2 separate regions of the Homo sapiens genome follow, and region 2 is linked to region 1. Evidence: chromatin loops called from intact Hi-C (ENCODE). Cell type or tissue: K562. All regions are shown on one strand. Each heading gives the region's core, and the rest is flanking DNA. Links, peaks and the distances in the headings are about the cores only. Region 1 has its middle 59 kb from the start of NEUROG3. Region 2 has its middle 12 kb from the start of COL13A1.

Region 1 (10,027 bases), core at 668-8,667:
TACAATGGTAAATTTTATGTTATGTATTAATATATTTAGCACAATAAAAAAAATTCACCAAAAAGTAGAGAAAGCTACTGAGAATAACATACATTTCCATCTATGGATATCCCTAATGAACAAATATTTACATTTGAACATTTTTGTTTCTGATTTTTAAAGAAAATAAATAAAGCTGTACAAAGTCAAATATCATTTGATCCACAGGCGCATTTCCTTTTCCCTTTACAGAGTCTCATGAATTTGATATATCTCTTTCTAGTTTTTATTTTTTACTTTTCTTCTTATAGACATCCATAAGCAATATATTATTTTTTTTGAGACAGGGTCTCCCCTCTGTCACCTAGGCTGGAGTACAATAGTGCAATCACTGCTCACTGCAGCCTCGACTTCCTGGGCTCAGAAGATCCTCCCACCTCAACCTCCCAAGAACATGGGACTACAGGAGCACCCCACCACGGCCAGATAGTTTTTTTATTATTATTATTTGTAGAGACAGGGTCTCCCATTGCCCAGGCTGGGCTTAAACTCCTGGGCTCAAGCAATCCACCTGTCTCAGCCTCCCAAAGTGCTGGGATTACAGGCCTGGGCCACCGCGCCCAGCCCTACGTATCACTATGCAACTAGCTTTTCTCCTCAGCATTGTGTTCTTGAGCATGGATACATGGAACTTTAGTTCCTTCATTTAAATAGCTGTATACTATTCCACGCAGAAGCATACCACAGTCCTCCCATTTTTCACTATTATAAACAGTGCTGCAACAGACACCCTCGTGACCGTCTCTTAGAGCACCTATGTGACTGTCTCTAGGGCTCATCTGTGGGCAGTGAGTGGGCCACAGGCAGTTGAGTTTCTAATCCCCTAAGCCCAGGGCCTGGGTGCCTCCTCCCTTTACCCAGGAAACTCATAGATACCATGTTTCTCTATAAGCATTGAAGACATTGGGAAGGACTGCCACAGGAGTTGCACATTGTTAATTTTACTGAGTTCTTTTACTTTTTAAAATCAAGAGTTTATGGCCGGGTGCGGTGGCTCACGCCTGTAATCCCAGCACTTTAGGAGGCCAAGGCAGGCAAATCACGAGGTCAGGAGTTCGAGACCAGCCTGGCCAATATGTTGAAACCTCATCTCTACCAAAAATACAAAAATTATCTGGGCATGGTGGTGTGCGCCTGTAGTCCCAGCTACTCAGGAGGCTGAGGCAGAAGGATCGCTTGAACCCACGAGGTGGAGATTGCAGTGAGCAGAGATCACATCACTGCACTCCACCTTAGTGACAGAGCGAGATTCTGTCTCAAGAAAAAGAAAAAAAATCAAGAGTTTACTTCTTTAATAACTTCTATTTATTCCTGTTTCCTTTACTCTGGGGTGGCGGGGGTGTTGGTAGAGGGAGGGCATGGCAGGCACTCGGGTGAGACACCCGTGACCCTTGTCCTTGTGTGTTCTCAGTGATGCTCTGTCCATAACCTTTTCCTTTGCATTCTTTGCACATTTCTCCATCTGGCCCTTTGATATCTTGCATTTGATTTTTACATTTTCAGATCTGCTATTCATTGCGTTCAATGCAAATTGAAGTCAGTTACTGTATTTTTTGTTTATCACTGTCTCCTACCACGGATTGTCCTTATCTAATAGAAGTATTCTCTGTACCCTACATACAGCCTGAAGTACACATATTCTGTCTTTGCCAATGCAATGTAGAACTGAGGAAGGGTGTACTCTGAGTTGTGTGTCCAGTCAACAAAGATTTATTGAGCACCTACTATGTGTCTTGGGAGGTGCAGGAGCTACAGTGATCGTAAGACGCAATCCTCGCCCTCTTGTTCTCCTTTCCCTGTAGCTACCCCCTTTCCCATGGGCCCAGTTTTCCTCCTGGTGGCTCCTCTAATGGAGAGTTATTTCCACAGGGCATTGGATGCATGGGTTGCCCTGGCTCCCACGCAGGCCCCTCAAACCCTGGCAGAGCCCTCCTCACAGAGCCAAGGCAGGGATATTGGGGCGTGTGGTGCCAGCCGGGTCCTGGCCAGGGTAACATTCTCCACAGGCCCGTTCCCCTCCGGGTGTGAGTCCTTCTGATCCCCCAGGCACCATGGACCAGGAGCCTCTGGGTGTCTCTGCTGCTCTGTGGTGGAACCTGTGTCCTGCTCTCACTGCCCACTCTCTATCCAGGTGGCTCCTCTCATGGGAGTTGGTTTCTGAGACCCACTTTTGCTGCCAGCAAGGCCCAGATGATGCTGAGGGGCCCTCCACCGACTTGCCCAGAGGTTCCCCAGTGGAGCCCTTGTCAGCCTCAGGAGGGCAGCTAAGGCCAGTCATAAAAACCTCCTTCAGGGGGCCGAGCCCCCGGCAGCTCCTTGCTGATGGTGTTGGTCTGGGCCCCTGCTAGAAGCTGCTCCAAGAACTGCCTCAAGCGCAGGCTTAGCTTCTCAAGTTGATGTGGATATTTTCTATTTGTGTGATTTCTCTGGGTTTTTCCACTGGATATTGGGGCTGGGGGCAGCCCTGGCATGGTGACTTTGGCAGATGGAGGAGAAGACACAGGAGCAGCGAGAGGAAGGGAGAGCGCAGCCACCAGCGAGGTGACAGGTGACATCAAAGGGCACCCGTACACCTGGCACAGCCACTCCCTGAGCCATTACACCTGGAAAGCCTTAGATGCCCCTTCTGGAGAGGAGAAGGCAGAGGTCAGAGAGGGACAAAGGTTTGGCCACAGCCTATAAGGAGTCCAACATGCTGAGCCTGGCCCTCTGGGGCTCACACATGGGATCCAGTGAGCCCACTGAGTCCTGGGGGCCCAGACAGTGCAGGGGCCACAGCTCCAGGCCATTTCCATTCCCTGGGTTGGCACCTGCTTAGTGAGCACCCCTTATGTCCCAGGCACCACAACCTCATCTCTCAGGAGACAGCAGAGCAGAAAGCAGATCACCATCCCACCCCTCAGTGGGGGAGACTGACCATACAAAAACGAATCAGTGAAATGGATACCCTCAGTGATTGCAGTTTATTATCATGACCTGTTACTATATAGCCTGTTCAGTGCAAGGGCAAGTGCTGGGGGAGGGGTGGGTGCTGAGCCCTCGCAGGGGCTAAGAACTTTCCATGCATGATCCCATGTCCTCCTCACAGAGACCCGGCCAAGTGGGGATCATCCTCTTGCTTTTGCAGATGAAGAACCTGCCCTCCAGAGCCCTAGTACTCCCACTTCTCATTCTGGCATCTAAGTCATGGCCACCCTCCCCAGCCTCAGTCCAGGCCCCTCTGCAGCTGTCTAAAGACCGAGGCCTCCCTCTGGTGGCCACATGATGCCCAGGTGGAGGCACTGCTGGGGCACTTCACCTCAGATCCTATTGGTGGGGGAAGGAGGCAGCACTGGCCCTGATCCTATTCAGCTACTCAGATGCAGGCAGAGTGGTTCAAATCCTGGTTCTTCCATTTATTCCACTAACTGTATGACTTGAATAAGTCAGCTGATCTCTAAGCCCCTATGTCCTTACCTGCCAAATGCAAATCATAAAGGCCCTGCCTTTTTGCTGTGATGACTAAATGGGATGAAGAATGAAATGTGCTAAGCAAATGCCTGGTACATAGTGACCGAATGAGAGTCGATAACAGTAACCTTGGTTGCTACTCCTATCGTTAGTATCCGGCCTCAGTTTCCCAGCCTATGAAATGGGAATGGGAAAGTCTCATCTATCCGAACTTCACAAAATGATCACTCTTTTAGTCAATAATTATTTATTGAGCACCTACTACAATCAGGACCTATAGTATTTTAGGCTCCCTCACCTTGTGGTCTGCTCTTTTGGGGTAGGGGGCGGAAAGCAGACTCCTGCTGCCACCCAGGCAGGTGCCCAGGCTCTAGGGAGTGGAGAGGGTGGAGTTGCTGAGTGCTGGCTGCCAAGTAGTGGGTCAGCCGCGCCACCTAGCGACCACATGTCCCCATGTCAGCTCTGCTCATTTTCTTGCTGGGAACGTTTGTGCCTTCTGCCTGGGCTTTAGGACTGCAAATCAGGCTCCCTCCAAGGGGTCACGAGCTGTGGAAAGCCAGGACCTTGTGCCAGAGCTTGTGGCCCCATAATATTTCCAGGTGCTTCTCAGGCCCCAGGAAGGTGGCAGCCAAGGCAAGAGCTTGGAAGGAGTCAGGATCTGAGGTTGCTGGCAGGGCCTCTTGGACTGCAACTTACTAAGCTAGTCTGGCCTTTATCTTTCCTCTCCTGCAAAATGGGTGATCATAAAAGAAGTCCCTCCACACACCGAATTGAAATGAGCCTCAGAGGAGATGGGAAGGTGGGGGAGGACGTGAAAGTGGTGGGAGCTGGATCTTCCTGTGAGAGGACAGATGGAACCGTGTGAGCTACGAATGAACTGAGTCAGCCCTGGCGACCTGCTGACTAGAGCAGGGACCCAGGACTGAGGCTAGAGTGGTGGATAGGACCTCAAATTCCAGGCTGGATGAGGTCAACAAGGGATTGTGGATAGAAAAGACAGATGAGGCCCTCAAATGCTAAGAGGTTGGGAAAGCAAAATCAACAACTGAGACTCATAAGAGGGGGCCTCAGAAGTAAGAGAAAAACTAGGCAAGGTTGGTCTCTTGGAGGAAAAACAAGAAGGCATTTCAAGGAGGAGAGAATGATCAACTGGCCACATGTGGCAGACAAGCCAAGAAGCTGAGAAATGCCACAGGGACATAGGACCTAGCAATGCAGGGGTCACTGGTGATGTTGATGAGAGCAATTTGGGGCAAGTGGGACAAGAGTCTAATTAGGGAGGTCCAAGAATGATGGGAGAAGAGGAACCAGAAACAGAGAGGACAGACACTTTCAAAGCAGTTGCTATGAAGGGAAAGAGAGACAGGGCAGGGGCCGGAGAGGAGAAATCATCAGGAGGGCCTTGCTTGTCTGTATCCTTGTTTAAGATGGGAATACTAAGAGATTATTTATATGCTCATGAGAATGGTCCAGCTGGCTCTTTGAGAAGATCTTTAAAATCTATAAACCCCTAGCCAGGCTAATTAGGGAAAAGAGAAAAAAAGACAAATTGTCAATATCCAGGAATAAGAGAGATGAAATCACTACAGATTCTAGAATAATAAGGGAGTGTTATGAACAACTTTATGTCAATAAGTTTGACAGCTTAGATGAAATTATCAAATTCCTTGAAGGAAAAAACTACCAAAGCTCTCAAGAAGAAATAAGTAGTCTTATATCCATTAAAGAAATTAGATTTATAGTTTAAAATCTTCCTACAAAGAAGATTTTCCAGGTAGCTTCACTAGTGAATTTTATCAAACTTTTAAAGAAGAAATACCACCAATTCTACAAACTCTTCCAGAAAATTGAAAAGGAAGGAACAGTTCCCAGCTAATTCTATGAAGCCAGCATGACTCTGATACCAAAATGTGACAAAGATTTTACAAGAAAACAATCCTCCTAAACAAAGGTGCAAAAATCCTAAACAAAATTTCAACAAACCAAATCCAACAATATATTAAAAGGGTACTATATCATCACTGAATGGGGCTTATTCCAGGAATGCAAGGTTAATTCAGCATGTGAAAATGAATGAAATTCACCATATTCGCAAATTCTAAAATATGCAGAAAAGGCATTTGACAAAATCCAACATCTAGTCCCAACAAAAATGTTGAGTAAACTAGAAATACAAGAGAACTTAGTCAACCTGGATAAAGAATGTCCATGAAAAACCTACATCTAACATTATACTTAATGATAAAAGACTGAACACTTTCCCCCTAAGATCAGGACCAAGTCAAGGATGTCTGCTCTGACATTTGCTATACAACATTGACCAAAACGTAGTGAGAAATCCAGAAGTAAACCTACAGATACATGGACAATTGCTTTTCAACAAAGGTGCCAAGGCAATTCAGTGGAAATTCATCCCTGCTTTCAACAGGTGGTGCTGGAGCAATTGGATATGCATGTACAAAACAGATTAACTTTGATGCGTACTTTGTAGCATATTAGAAAATTAACTCAAAATGAATCCTTGACTTAAATGTAAGAGCGTTACATAATTGTAACGTAACTATAAAACTTTTAAAAGAAAATGTAGGAGAAAACCTTTGTGATCTTGGTTTAGGCAAACATTTCTTAGCTATGACACCAGAAGCATCACGCATGAAAGAAAACATTGATAAGTTGGAGTTCATCAAGTTAAAAACTCCTGCTTTTTGGAAAACACCATTAAGAGACTGAAAAGACACACCACAGACTGGGCACGGTGGCTCATGCCTGTAATCCCAGCACTTTAGGAGGCTGAGGTGGGAAGATCCTGAGCCCAGGAGTTCAAGGGCAGCCGGGGCAATGGTGTGAGACCCAATCTCTACATGAAGGAAAGAGAGAGAGAACAAGACAAGCTACAGACTGAAATTTTTCAAATCATATAACTAATCAAGGACCCGTATCCAGCATATACAAAGAGTTGTCAAAATTCAATAATACAAAAACAATCTAATTTTTTAAGAAAATATTTCAAAAGGCGCTTCAGCAAAGAAATTATGTGGATGGCAAATATGTCTACGAAAAGTACTCAACATGATTATTAAGGAAATGCAAATCAAAACCACAACAAAATACCACCACACACCCATTAGCATGACTAAGAAAAACTGGCCATACCAACTGCTGGCAAGGATGTAGGGAAACCAGAACTCTCATACACTGCTGGTGGGGATACAAAATTGTGCAACCACTTTGGAAAATAGTTTGGCAGTTTCTTAAAAAGTTAAACATATAGTTACATATAATCCAGCCATTCTACTTCTAGATATTTACCCAAGAGAAATGAAAGTATGTGTTTTTATAAAGACACATGCACAAGTATTCATAGCAGCTTTATTTGTAACAACAACAAAAAACTGGAAACAAAACGTCCATCAGTAGGTGAATGGATAAATAAACCATGGTGTATCCATACAACAGTATGCTGCTCCGCAATAAAAAGAAATGAACTTCTGATATATGCTACAAAATGAATGAATCTTAAAATGATTACTGAGTGAAAGAAGCCAGACAGAAAGAGTGCATGCTGTATGAGTCCACCTATATAACATTTTAGAAAATACCAAGTAATTTATAGAGACAGAAAGCAGAGCTCTGATTGCTTAAGCATAGGCTGTGGATGGTGGGAAGGGCTATAATAAACAGATTACAAAGGGACAAGAGGACATTTTTTAGAGTGATGGATATGTTCATTATCTTGACTGTAGTGATGGTTTCACTGACACATTTGTCAGTTTAAATACACGCAGTTTATTTTATATCCAGTATACCTCCATAAATTGTTAAAAATATATTTCAAGAATATGGTATTGGACATTTTTATACAAAATCAGTCTTCCTTAATGTGTCTTATAAAAAATAATTATTAACAAATAAATCAAAAAGCAAAGCCCACAAACCTCCTCAACTTCACAAATGATGTAGGCTGCACAAATATTATTATTTTCTATGTGTGTCATGGTGTGGGAAAGGACTCATTTATGGTTCCATCCTTGTGAGACAAGAGGCCAAGATAATGTCATTCATTGGCTTTAAAGCACAAAAGGGTGTCATGGCCAGGGAGTCCTCAACCACAGGATGGACAAAGCCCTCTCCAGGTACTCTGCTTCCATCCATTTCATTTTTTTTTATACTTTAAGTTCTGGCATACTTGTGCAGAATGGGCAGGTTTGTTACATAGGTATACATGTGCCATGGTGGTTTGCCGCACCCATCAACCCATCATCTACATTAGGTATTCCCTCTAATGCTATCTTCCCCCAGCCCCCCACCCTCTGAAAGGCCCCAGTGTGTGATCTTTCCCTCCCTGTGTCCATGTGTTCTCATTGTTCAACTCCCACTTACGAGTGAGAACATGCGGTGTTTGGTTTTCTGTTCCTGTGTCAGTTTGCCGAGAATGATGGCTTCCAGCTTCATCCATGTCCCTGCAATGAGAACAAAGACACAACGTACCAGGGTCTCTGGGACACAGCAAAAGCAGTGTTTAGAGGGAAATTTATAGCACTAAATGCCCACAAGAGAAAGTGGGAAAGATCTAAAATTGATACTTTAACATCACAATTAAAAGAACTAGAGAAGCAAGAACAAACAAATTCAAAAGCTAGCAGAAGACAAGAAATAACTAAGATCAGAGCAGAACTGAAGAAGATAAGAGACACAAAAACCCTTCAAAAAATCAATGAATCCAGGAGCTGGTGTGTTGAAAAGATTAACAAAATAGACCGCTAGCAAGACTAATAAAGAAGAAAAGAGAAAAGAATCAAATAGACACAATAAAAAATGATAAAAGGGATATCACCACTGATCCCACAGAAATACAAACTACCTTCAGAGAATACTATAAACACCTCTATGCAAATAAACTAGAAAATCTAGAAGAAATGGATAAATTCCTGGACACATACACCCCCACAAGACTAAACCAGGAAGAAGTCAAATCCCTGAATAGACCAATAACAAGTTCTGAAATTGAGGCAGTAATTAATAGCCTACTAACCAAAAAAAGGCCAGGACCAGACAGATTCACAGCCAAATTCTACCAGAGGTATAAAGAGGAACTGGTACCATTCCTTCTGAAACTATTCCAAACAACAGAAAAAGAGGGACTCTTCTCTAACTGATTTTATGAGGCCAGCATCATCCTGATACCAAAACCTGGCAGAGACACAACAAAAAAAAGAAAATTTCAGGCCAATATCCCTGATGAACAACGATGCAAAAATCCTCAATAAAATACTGGCAAACCAAATCCAGCAGCACATCAAAAAGCTTATCTACCACGATCAAGTCAGCTCATCACTGGGATGCAAGGCTGGTTCAACATACGAAAATCAATAAACGTAATCCATCACATAAACAGAACCAATGACAAAAACCACATGATTATCTCAATAGATGCAGAAAAAGCCTTCAATAAAATTCAACACCCCTTCATGCTAAAAACTCTCAATAAACTAGGTATTGATGGAACATATCTCAAAATAATAAGAGCTATTTATGACAAACCCACAGCCAATATCATACTGAATGGGCAAATGCTGGAAGCACTCCCTTTGAAAACCAGCACAAGACAAGGATGCCCTCTCTCACCACTCCTATTCAACATAGGGTTAGAAGTTCTGGCCAGGGCAATCAGGCAAGAGAAAGAAATAAAGGGTATTCAAATAGGAAGACAGGAAGTCAAATTGTCTCTGTTTGCAGATGACATGATTGTACATTTAGAAAACTCCATCGTCTCAGCCCAAAATTTCCTTAAGCCGATAAGCAACTTCAGCAAAGTCTCAGGATACAAAATCAATGTGCAAAAATCACAAGCATTCCTATAAACCAATAACAGACAGAGAACCAATTCATGAGTGAACTCCCATTCACAATTGCTATAAAGAGAATAAAATACCTAGGAATACAACTTACAAGGGATGTCAAAGACCTCTTCAAGGAGAACTACAAACTAGTGCTCAAGGAAATAAGAGAAGACACAAACAAATGGAAAAACATTCCTTGCTCATGGTTAGGAAGAATCAATATCGTGAAAATGGCCATATGGCCCAAAGTAATTTATAGATTCAACGCTATCCCCATCAAGCTACCATTGACTTTCTTCACATAATTAGAAATAACTACTTTAAATTTCATGTGGAACCAAAAAAGAGCCCGTATAGCCAAGACAATCCTAAGCAAAAAGAGCAAAGCTGGAGGCATCACACTTCCTGACTTCAAACTATAGTATAAGGCCACAGTAACCAAAACAGCATGGTACTGGTACCAAAACAGATATATAGACCAATAGAACAGAACAGAGGCCTCAGAAATAACACCACACATCTACAATATCTGATCTTTGACAAACCTGCAATGGGGAAAGGATTCCCTATTTAATATTTAATAAATGGTGTAGTGAAAACTGGCTAGCCATATACAGAAAACTGAAACTGGACCCCTTCCTTACACCTTATACAAAAATTAACTCAAGATGGATTAAAGATTTAAACATAAGACCTAA
Region 2 (10,027 bases), core at 982-8,981, 270 kb before region 1:
TGACTTTGCAAATTATGTGGCCTCTCTGCATCTGTTTTTTAAAGCATGAACTATAAGGAGAAGAATTCCTATCTCCTAGAGTTATTGTGAGGATTGGATGCAATAGTGGATGCAAAGTGCTGAGTCAGGACTAGGTTCATGGAAGCCAACCTTGACATTGTAATAACTGTAGAGACTGGGCATGTACAATAAAAACCAAACAGGGGTTCTTGCCTCCTCTCAAGCCCTGTGTTCTGGCAGTGGAGAGGAGGGCTACTGCTTGCCCATTTGCACGGTCTAGGTCATTGATATAAATTAGTCTGCATTTATTATTGAGCCTCCTAGTGGGAGCAAAACCCAGAGTTAGGTACTCACAGAACTCACAGTCCTGAGGGGCATCTGTGGGGACTTATGTGTGCAGAAGAAAGAACAGCAGTGCCAGGCAGCATAAGCTGAAGGCCAAACAAGTAGGCAGATGATTAGTGCCTTGGGACTCAGAGAAGGGAAGTGGGTGGAGACTTAGAGTTGAAGTGAAGGTTCAGGAAGGCTTCCTGGAAGAGGTGAATTCTAAGCTGGTCCTTGGAGCATGGCAGGATCCAGACAAAGAAAGGGACTGGGAGAATAGAGCAGAAGTTCCAAGGTTATGTGGTCCATCCTTGCCTGGGTGCATCATGTGACCTCCTGAACCCCAATAACCCCAAACACCTGACCTTCCATTCTTCTTAAGTGGTATGGTCTGGTCGTGTTTCACACACATGCCAATACTTCCCATGCCACTGGCAGACATCACTAATCAACTACAGAACACCACTCCCACCATACACACACACACACACACACACACACACACACACGCACACACACACACAATCCCTTATGCCCCTCAAAGCAGAAAGCTATTATCAATCTAGTGAGATTAGTACTTGAGATGAAACCATTTTGCTGATTCAGTTTGAGTTGAAACAAAGCACCAGAAGCTTTGCTTCTTTATCTACAAATTGTGTGCCTTTTGGTAAATGCCTTAACCTCTCTGGAACCTTCTCCTGCCCAGGCAGGGGAAGATGAATTCTTACTTAGGGGAATGCTGGAAGACTCAAATGAGATCATGTGTGCAAAGCCCTAATCAAGTGCAAAATACAGAAGAGATGTTGGTGATGGTCGTGCTGCAACCAGGCATCAGAAACCACAAGCAAATGCAGCCATTAGGGCCTGATTTGCAGCTTGCTGGAGAAAGAACAATCGGTTAAGGAGTGAGAGTGAAACACAGACCCTCAGAGCTGTCAGTCCATGGAAACAAGGGCTCAGAATCTAGGCCTCAGAGTTAGTGGAAGGGCGCCCCAATTATGTGCTCGGAGAAGGACGCAGGACTTGAGCTCTCCCTGACAGGCAGGAAGAGCTGTCGGAAAGGTGGGCAACTGCAGTTTAAGAGACAGATGTTTCTGGTTGATGACCGATGGATAATGAAGAGCCCAATTAGTTTACTGATCCAGATCCCCGCTTACCAGAATTTGAGGTATGCAAGTTATAGCATTGTGTCTCTGCTCTCTTTCCTGTCCCCCAACCCTCTGCCCGCCCCCACCACTGTGGAACTCTTGGTCTTGACCACAGAACTCAGTAGTCAGATCTTATCTTAGGGGCTACTCTCCTGGTTTGAAGTGTGGGGCACCCCCACCCCTTGCCCAGAAGGACCTTTGTCAATCCTCCAAGGCTCCACTAGTATGTGGCATCTGCAGAAACTGAATACAGAGAGGTCAGAATGTGGTCCAAGGTTACCCAGCATACTAGTGGCAGAACCAGACCTGCCACTCAGGGCAGGTCTTTTCCCTGCCAGGCAACTCACAGCCCCCAGGTTCAGGCTCAGCCCATTGTCTGGACTGTGGCCAAGGGCCAGTTAATCCACAGGAGGTTTTGCACTCATGACTGAGCTCTTCTCCCTCCAGCTCTTTCCCCAGCAGTAGCTGTGAAGGCAGAACCACCTGAAACATTTGTTCCCATAAACCTCATTACAAAGGCCATTTTTTTCTTTTCTCTTTTTCCTAAAAGCTGTTGCTTTGTTAAGGTCATTTCTGAAATGGGGAGGGATGCCCTGTTTATCTTTCCCGTACACTCCACCCCCATCAGGAAACGAGGGGTCTTGCTTTCCTTGAGTGCTCTGTTCCTGACATTAGCTAGCTGCTGACAGGCAGGTCTATGGATATATTAACTTGGGCCTTTCCGAGACTTTATTAGGCTCTAGGACAACGTCTAGAAACAGATGTTTGCTCAGAGGTGGAGCAGGAGTAGGGGGAATAGAGCCAAAAGCAAGTCCCAGCCCCCGAGGGAACAGGGCAGATGTGCTGAGGGCTCTGGTAGAGCACAGGGCAGTGGGCTGGGGTGGGAACTTTGTGAGTATGAAGGAATGGCTCCAGTTCCTGGCTGGGCACAGGCAGCTATTTGCCAAGTGGCCTGGCCATCACAGCACAGGCTTGTTAGCTTCCAAGGACTCTGGGTCTGTTCAGGGCTTAGGGCCAGTGCTGAAGAGGTGCCAGATGCTGCCCCTACAGCTTCCCTCTTTGCTCCCATCCTGTGGCCAAGGACTAGAAGTCTAGCTCCTTGAACAAGTCAACTTTCTTGTTTCCAGAGACAGTAAATTCCTGCAGGGCTGGAGATTTCTTCAAACTCATATTTGTGTAGTTCAAATGTGAAGTTCAAGGCTGGGCACATTATAGTTCTCAGAAAAAGAGTGATGATGGTGGCGGTGGTGGTGGTGGTGGTTATAGTGGTGGTGATGGTGGTGGTGATGGCAGTAGTGGTGATAATGATGCTGGTGGTGGTGGTAGTGGTGGTGATGCAGTGGTGGTGGTGACGGTGGGTGGTGGTGATGGTGACGGCAGTGGCAGTGATGGTGGGTGGTGGTGGTGGTGGTGATAGTGATGATGATAGTAATGATAGTAGTGGTAATGGTGGTGGAGGCGGTGATGGCAGTAGTGGAGATAATGGTGGTGGTGATGGTGGTAGTGGTGGTGATGGTGGTGGAGATGGTGGTGACGGTGGTGGTGGTGGTGATGATAGTGATGATGATGGTAATGGTGGTAGTGATGATGGTGGTGGTAGCAGTGATGGCAACAGTGGAGATAATGGTGGTGGTGGTGATGGTGGTAGTGGTGATAATGGTGAGGTGGTGATGGCAGTGGCAGTGAGGGCGGTGGTGGTGATGGCAGCGGTGCTGGTGGTGGTGCTGGTGATGGTGGTGAATGGGATGTATGTCAACGTAAAGTAGAGTACTCACCTGTTCACCAAGTTTCCCCCAGTTGCCATGTTTTTACTAGGCACACGACCAAGCAGGGTCAATCACAGAACCACACATTTCTAGCCACTATGATTGGCCCAAAGGATGGCCAAGTGAAACCAACCAGGGACTTCCATTAGAATTTTTCAATCAGAGCTTGGGAGATAGAAATTCTTTTGCTTTTGAGTCACTATGCAGCTGTGTATAAATCCATGAAGCTCACATAGACAAGAGTTTGTCTGCAGAAGAGAATAAAATTGACTCTGGAGAGAAGTGGAGATGAGAGATGGAGAAAATGAAAGCTTTCTGTTGGTGTTTGAGTCCCTTGGGCACAGTCATCCCTCGGACAGTCTCACCCTTTCTAGTTTAGATCTGTGAACTACAATCCTTTCCATCTCTTTTCTTAAGTCAGTGGACTTGGATTTCCGTTACTTACTACCAAAGGGTTCTGTCTGGCCCTGAGCATAGGTGATCTTGAAAGTGCAAAGATGATCATGTAAGAGAGATCCTAACAGTGACAATGGCTGAGAGGAAGATGAAAAAGGTGAAGGCAACATCAGTGATGGAGGTGGTTGTGGGATGGGATGGTGTTGCTGCTAACAGAAGTGATGGTAATCATGGTTTAGATTAAATGGTGGCATTGATGGATGACATTGGTGATGATGTCACATTGGTGGTGTGATTGGTAGTGAGGATCATGAAGATGCCAAGGCTTTGCCAGCCTAGAAACACAGGCCCAAACGACCCAAGAAAGGACCACCTAGAAAGAGAGAACAAATTCTTCCAAGATGGCAGGTGCTGGTTCTTTTTTAAGCTGGGTAACTCCTAGCTAAACCTGGACCTGGAGGGGTAGAAGGACCACAGGTGGTATCCCATAGAGCTTCAGAATTATATTGAAACCTTCCGGAACAGAGAGACCTGGGGTCCCTAACCCCATCAGGTCCTTTTGAGAATTCCAAGTGCCTCTAGTCAAGAGGAGTAGCCAGGTTCAAACAACAGGCAAGATGAACTTGGGTGTAGGGGTTGCATTTTTGGTCAGTGGGAGAACAATCATAAAAAAGCACTGTGTCTTATGTCTGACCATTTACACTTCAGCTGTGTATATCTGTGAATATTTGTTCACCGTGGTCTACTTGGTGAAAATGAGTCACTTCTGGAGAATAATAATAACTAATTTTTGTTAAGCGTTACTATGGACTGTTCTAAGTGCTTTACTATACACATCATCTCGCAAGATGAAATCTGCACGAGAGTAGGTATTTCTATTTCCCCATTTAACAGATGAGAAAAACCAGGTACAGAGAGGTTAGGTAACTCACCTAAGGTTACACTGTTAGGAAGGGAGGGTGGGAAGCGAAGTGGCCTGGGCCCTGGATCCCACCTCCAAGTCACCACAGTTATGGGAAACTGCCTCCGCCACCCCCACAGCAAGGCTTTTGATCCAACCCCTTGCTCAGGGGCCTCCTCTTTTATACCCTGCTACCCAAAAGAGCATTTTCCATAGGAAAGCTTGCGGCCAAGAGGGAGGAAGAAAACTTCTGTGCATCCCACCAAAGAAGCTAGGGGGTGGACTGGTCCTAGCATCCCTCATGTGGAGAGAAGAAAGGCCCCCTGCCTCTTCCTTGGGGTACAGTCTGTCCTCCCACACAGTGGGCTCCTGCTGACAGTAGTGACCACAGAGGTCCAAGATTCTGCCACAATAGAAGACTATAGTTATGACTTTGCAGTCAGTCAAGCCTGTGCGTAATTCTTGCTTTACCAGCCTGGACTGGTAACTACTTCTCTGAGACTGGATTTTCTCACCTGTAAAATAGAGACAATGAAAGCTATTTCCTTGGGCTATCATAGAATACTTTGCACAGTATTCAATTTGCAAAGCTCCTAGCCCAGTGCCTGGTGCAGGGTAAGTGCCTGATAAATGTCAGTCACTCTTATTGTAGTAATATTTTAATTATCTGGAATTCAGCTCTCCTCTTCGTCATTCTCCTTCACATCCACGAGCAAGATTTCTGTTCTGCTTAAAGGAAAGAGGCCTAGGAGGGAAGAATCAAATGGCAAAAGAAACCCAGACCCAGCTTTCACAGTAGGAGGGTCAGTATTGGCCCTTGAGCTTTCTCCCTCCCCCAGAAGTTATATATCCCTGTGGCTGGATTTTTAAAAATAAACACATGCCATTTCCACAATGGAAAGTTTTCTTTAAAAAAAAAAAAAAGAAAGAAAGTAAAACATTCCCCTGTTGTCTCCCTTGGCCAAAGAGAATTACAAAAGATAAATTAAGCCTTTTACACAGACGCACCAAGTTCCAGCTCTGGGGTTCCACCCTGTCACAGTTCTGGCTTTGTTGGAGGCTCCTGCAGCCCCTGGAGCCCCCTTCTCCACTGCCCGTGGGAGACCCATGGGGGATCCACTGTGGGAATATTGTCTTCTGTTAGAGGAGGGGTGTCCTAACTCCCCAATTTTAGGGCTTTTCTTCTCAGTGGTGCCCCCTTCAGGCAACCAGAGCAACTGCACTTGCTAACCCTGTCCATTTTCATAGCGCCCAACAGATTGCGCATAGACCCCACAGCCTTCCCCACACAGAGGCCCCAGTCAGGAGAAAATACTTGTCTAAGATCAACCAGTAAGTAAATGGCAGAACCAGGACGAGAGGGAGGGTCCCATTTTCTGGCCTAGGAACTTTCTTCCATATCTGCCACCCTCTTCCCCATTGAAGAACACGCTCAGAAAAGCTGACATCAACTTGGTGGTCTGGGGTGTGATGAGGAAAGCTCTGAACTTGCAGTCAGAAGCTCTGTCTGCTTGCTGTTTGCCCTCTGTGTTAACTCCACGGTTCTGAGTGTCTCAAGTCTCATTGGCAAAATGGGAATAATGAGGTCTACCTCATGGGGTTGTTGGGAGCCTGAATGGCCTAGGAAGTAGGAAGGACTCCATACATAGTTTCAAATTCAAATGCACAAAGTCATCATTGTGTTTCATGGAAGGATGTGTTTTGGTGTCTTTTAATTACATGATTAATTTACTTGGCTTTTTGGAATTTTCCAGTTTTTTTTTCTCAATGAGCATACATTGTTTCTTTAATAATAGAAAGTTCTTTTAATTTTAAATAAAGTATAAACAAGCCCGGCGCGGTGGTTTGCACCGGTAATCCCAGCACTTTGGGAGGCCAAGGCAGGTGGATCGCCTGAGGTTGGGAGTTTGAGACCAGCCTGGCCAGAATGGTGAAACCCCATCTCTATTAAAAATACAAAAGTTAGCTGGGTGTGGTGGCAGATGCCTGTTATCTCAGCTACTTGGGAAACTGAGGCAGGAGAATCGCTTGAACCAGGGAGGCGGAGGTTGCAGTGAGCCGAGGTCACACCACTGCACTTCAGCCTGGGCAACAGAGCGAGACTCCGTCTCAAAAACAAAAAACAAAACAAAAAAACCCCAAAAAACATAAACAAGAGGGTCTGTGCTTCTCAACTCCTTCTTTAGCACTATTCCCGTCAGTGCAGGAAAAGAAGTGATTGGGATCCAGTCTCTCATATCGGGCCGCACAGACACCACCTGCCTCACCTGGTGCCATGGCTTGGACTCTTGAGGAGGCGGACTCTGGGACAGAGATTTGCATGCAGGGGATATACTGGGGAACATGGGAAGGCCTGGGCAGAGGATGAAGTTTAATTGTAGTGCGGTAGCAAGAGAGGTCTCAGCCAACCCTGAGGGGAGCTTGTAGCTGGGATGCCCTTCAGAGTTGGCCTGGATTGAGCTCAACTCTGGCTCTCTGTGTAAACACTGGCTGTCTGTGTCTATACCCCAGCATGAGTCCTAAGGTGCAGGCTACCCCAGGGGGGAGCGTGGTCTTGTGTGCAGCTGATCCCTTTAGCTATGTGTGAGCCATCAGCAGCTGTCACCCTACCGCAGAGGGACTCTGGGTGGTACATTCCAGCACCCACTATACCGAGATTCAAGCTGGCCCTGCAGGAGGCAGCAGGAGCAGAAGCTGACTCTTGACGAAAAGGCCCCAGTCCCTGCCCGAGCTCTGACCCATGTGCACACACCTGACTTCTTGCTGTCACATAGGTGGCCACAGAAACCAGGAAACTTAGAAACGAGGCATTTCACCAGCTGCATCTAAGCTCTTCCCTTCCCCACTTTCCCCATCAGAGCCCAGACACTTCATCCACAGGGCACCTGGGGAGGCAGGCACACAGCTACCCACCTGAGGAAATCTAACCCTCTTGCCACAGGACCTTAAAAGAGATGTATGTTGAGCATCTTCTCAAATGCTCAGGAGCACTGCATCTCTACAGGAAAGTCTGCCTCTCCACACCTCTGGCTCCTTCCAGGAACTCTGTGGGGAGTAGCCCTCCACCTTCTATCTGTCACACCTGGGGCAGGCATCTCTCTATACAGCCATTTTCATGGGCTGCCTAGACTTGGAAGTAGCTCACAAGTATTTTGAGTGAATCAGTTAGAATGTTTTGGATTACAAGTAATAGAAAGCCTGACCCAAACTAGTTGCTGAATTGGATTTTTTGTTTTATTTTGTTTTTAGCAATGGGGTCTCACTGTGTTGCCCAGGCTTGACAAACTCCTAGGTTCAAGTGATTCTCCCACATCACTCTCTCAAGTATCTGGAACTATATGCCTGTACCTCCTAGGACTTCAGCCTGGCTTGCTGAATTTGACCCTGGGAGGTATAGCCTGGAGCTGCTGACAGCCATCTTACCCCAACTTGAAAATGAAGACAACAGGAAGAGAGTAGGGCTGAGAAATGGACCAAGACTGCTCCCTAGTGACAATTTGAAATCCTGGAACAAGCTGCACCTGAAGCTAGAGCTATGTTGGGCTTTTTAGGAGTATGGTCTAATGAATTCTCTTTTGGCTCAAGCCTGATGAGTTGGGTTTTCAGTCACTGGCAACCCCAAGAGTCCTAACAATAGGGTGGGCAGTCGACTTACCTCCACCCCCACCTTGCCTGACCTAAAAACTCCTGATGTGTTTTGTGTGAGGCTCGGACTTTCAACGAGAAAGCTGTTTCCCTGCCAAATGCTTCTGCTTGGGGGTGCTGAAACATGGGGCCTGTTAAGAAGGAAAAACCAGTTGTCCATAATGGGTCAAAGTCATACTGTCAGGCAATCTCTTCCTCCTAGGTAGGAACATGGTCATTACCATGAAATGCTGGAGAAGGAGGTGCTCCAAAGGGAGGCAGAAGAGAACGGCAGGCAAGGTCCCCCCTTATGAAGGCATCAGCGGGGAGCTATGTATGGGTCATTCCCTGGGGAAACTGGCCTGGCTGTTGGGAATGTTTCCCAGGAGAATGCACAGCTCTGCTGCACATTCCCACTCAGGCCCTTCCTCAAATGGCTAAATAAACCGAAGGGCTTTGCTACGTATTTTTCATTCCACATACTATTTGCTCTGCCTGCCTGCCCCAGACAGCCAAGTTTAACCCAACAGAGACGTTCTTCTTACAGAATTCAAATGTATCCCGTAACTCGAGGCACCACATGTCAACTGTCACACTGTGTAGCTTTGTGCCCAATTCAGCAGATATTTCTGAACATCTTCAGCCAGGCCCAGGTTTGGTCAGGCCCTCTGTGAGCAATGATGTGAGTTAGATGCAGCTCCTGTTTCTCAAGGAGCTCAGAGTTGGGGGAAGTAGGATGTGAAAGAAACGAACTGTTACACAAGGTGGAGAGAAGTAAGGGCAAGTGAGAATTGGGGTGGGAGCCCTGTGTTTTCAGAATCTCGGGGAAAGGGGTGTGTGGGGAGGTAGGGCTGACAGGATTCACGGTGAGGGGTGGCTTGGGGCTTACCCTTCGAGGGTGAGAGTTTCACTCTGGGGAGAGGGTGGAAGACTTCTGGGCTGAGAGGCAGTGGGAGCTGAGACGCAGAATGATCCAAAGCCACATGTTCATCCCTTCTTCCATCTTCCTCTGGCCATGTTTCCACCACTGGGTTTCTGCCTCTCAAACTCAAAGGGGATTGTGAAAACATCATACTCAAGGGGCGAAGGGTTGAAACTGAGCCTTCATGGGTCACATTATGGCCCTTCTCCCTAATTAAGTTCTTGTGTTTTTGGTTAGGGTTCTTCTTTCTTTGAGCCAATCTGACAAGCTCAAAGCGAAGCCAAGAATTACATACCTTTATAGTAGCATGATTTATAATCCTTTGGGTATATACCCAGTAATGGGATCGCTGGGTAAAATGGTATTTCTAGTTCTAGATCCTTGAGGAATCGCCACACTGTCTTCCACAGTGGTTGAACTAGTTTACATTTCCAATGACAGTGTAAAAGTGTTCCTATTTCTCCACATCCTCTCCAGCATCTGTTGTTTCCTGACTTTTTAATGATCGCCATTCTAACTGGGGTGAGATGGTATCTCATTGTGGTTTTGATTTGCATTTCTCTGATTGCCAGTGATGATGAGCATTTTTTCATGTGTCTCTTGGCTGCATAAATGTCTTCTTTTGAGAAGTGTCTCTTCATATCCTTTGCCCACTTTTTGATGGGATTGTTTGATTTTTTCTTGTAAATTTGTTTAAGTTCTTTGTAGATTCTGGATATTAGCCATTTGTCAGATGGGTAGACTGCAAAAATTTTCTCCCATTCTGTAGGTTGCCTGTTCCCTCTGATGGTAGTTTCTTTTGCTGCGCAGAAGCTCTTTGGTTTAAGTAGACCCAATTAGTCTATTTTGGCTTTTGTTGCCATTGCTTTTGGTGTTTTAGTCATGAAGTCCTTGCCCATGCCTATGTCCTGAATGGTATTGCCTAGGTTTTCTTCTGGGGTTTTTA

What was found. A loop is a pair of places that touch in the nucleus more often than their neighbours do. Peaks named below come from ENCODE experiments on the same cell type or tissue, not always from the same donor. Only the 100,000 strongest peaks of a DNase experiment are listed, where the experiment ranks them.
Region 2: it touches region 1 in a loop (2.4-fold over the local background); 2 of 110 quality-filtered maps call a loop at or near these places.

What each region holds. Positions count from the first base shown.
Region 1 is chr10:69,509,713-69,519,739 of GRCh38, reverse strand. It overlaps a transcript of TSPAN15 not described here. Among named protein-coding and RNA genes, the nearest start is that of NEUROG3, 59 kb to the left of the region's middle. RefSeq lists a silencer at 3,952-4,001. In K562, for the core only: CTCF peaks have their summits at 3,293 (motif pointing left), 3,926 (motif pointing left) and 5,920; DNase peaks (open chromatin) are centred at 3,309 and 3,899; H3K27me3 peaks cover 2,127 bases.
Region 2 is chr10:69,784,965-69,794,991 of GRCh38, reverse strand. No RefSeq gene overlaps it. Among named protein-coding and RNA genes, the nearest start is that of COL13A1, 12 kb to the left of the region's middle. In K562, for the core only: CTCF peaks have their summits at 5,741 (motif pointing left) and 8,015 (motif pointing left); a DNase peak (open chromatin) is centred at 5,761; H3K27me3 peaks cover 1,508 bases.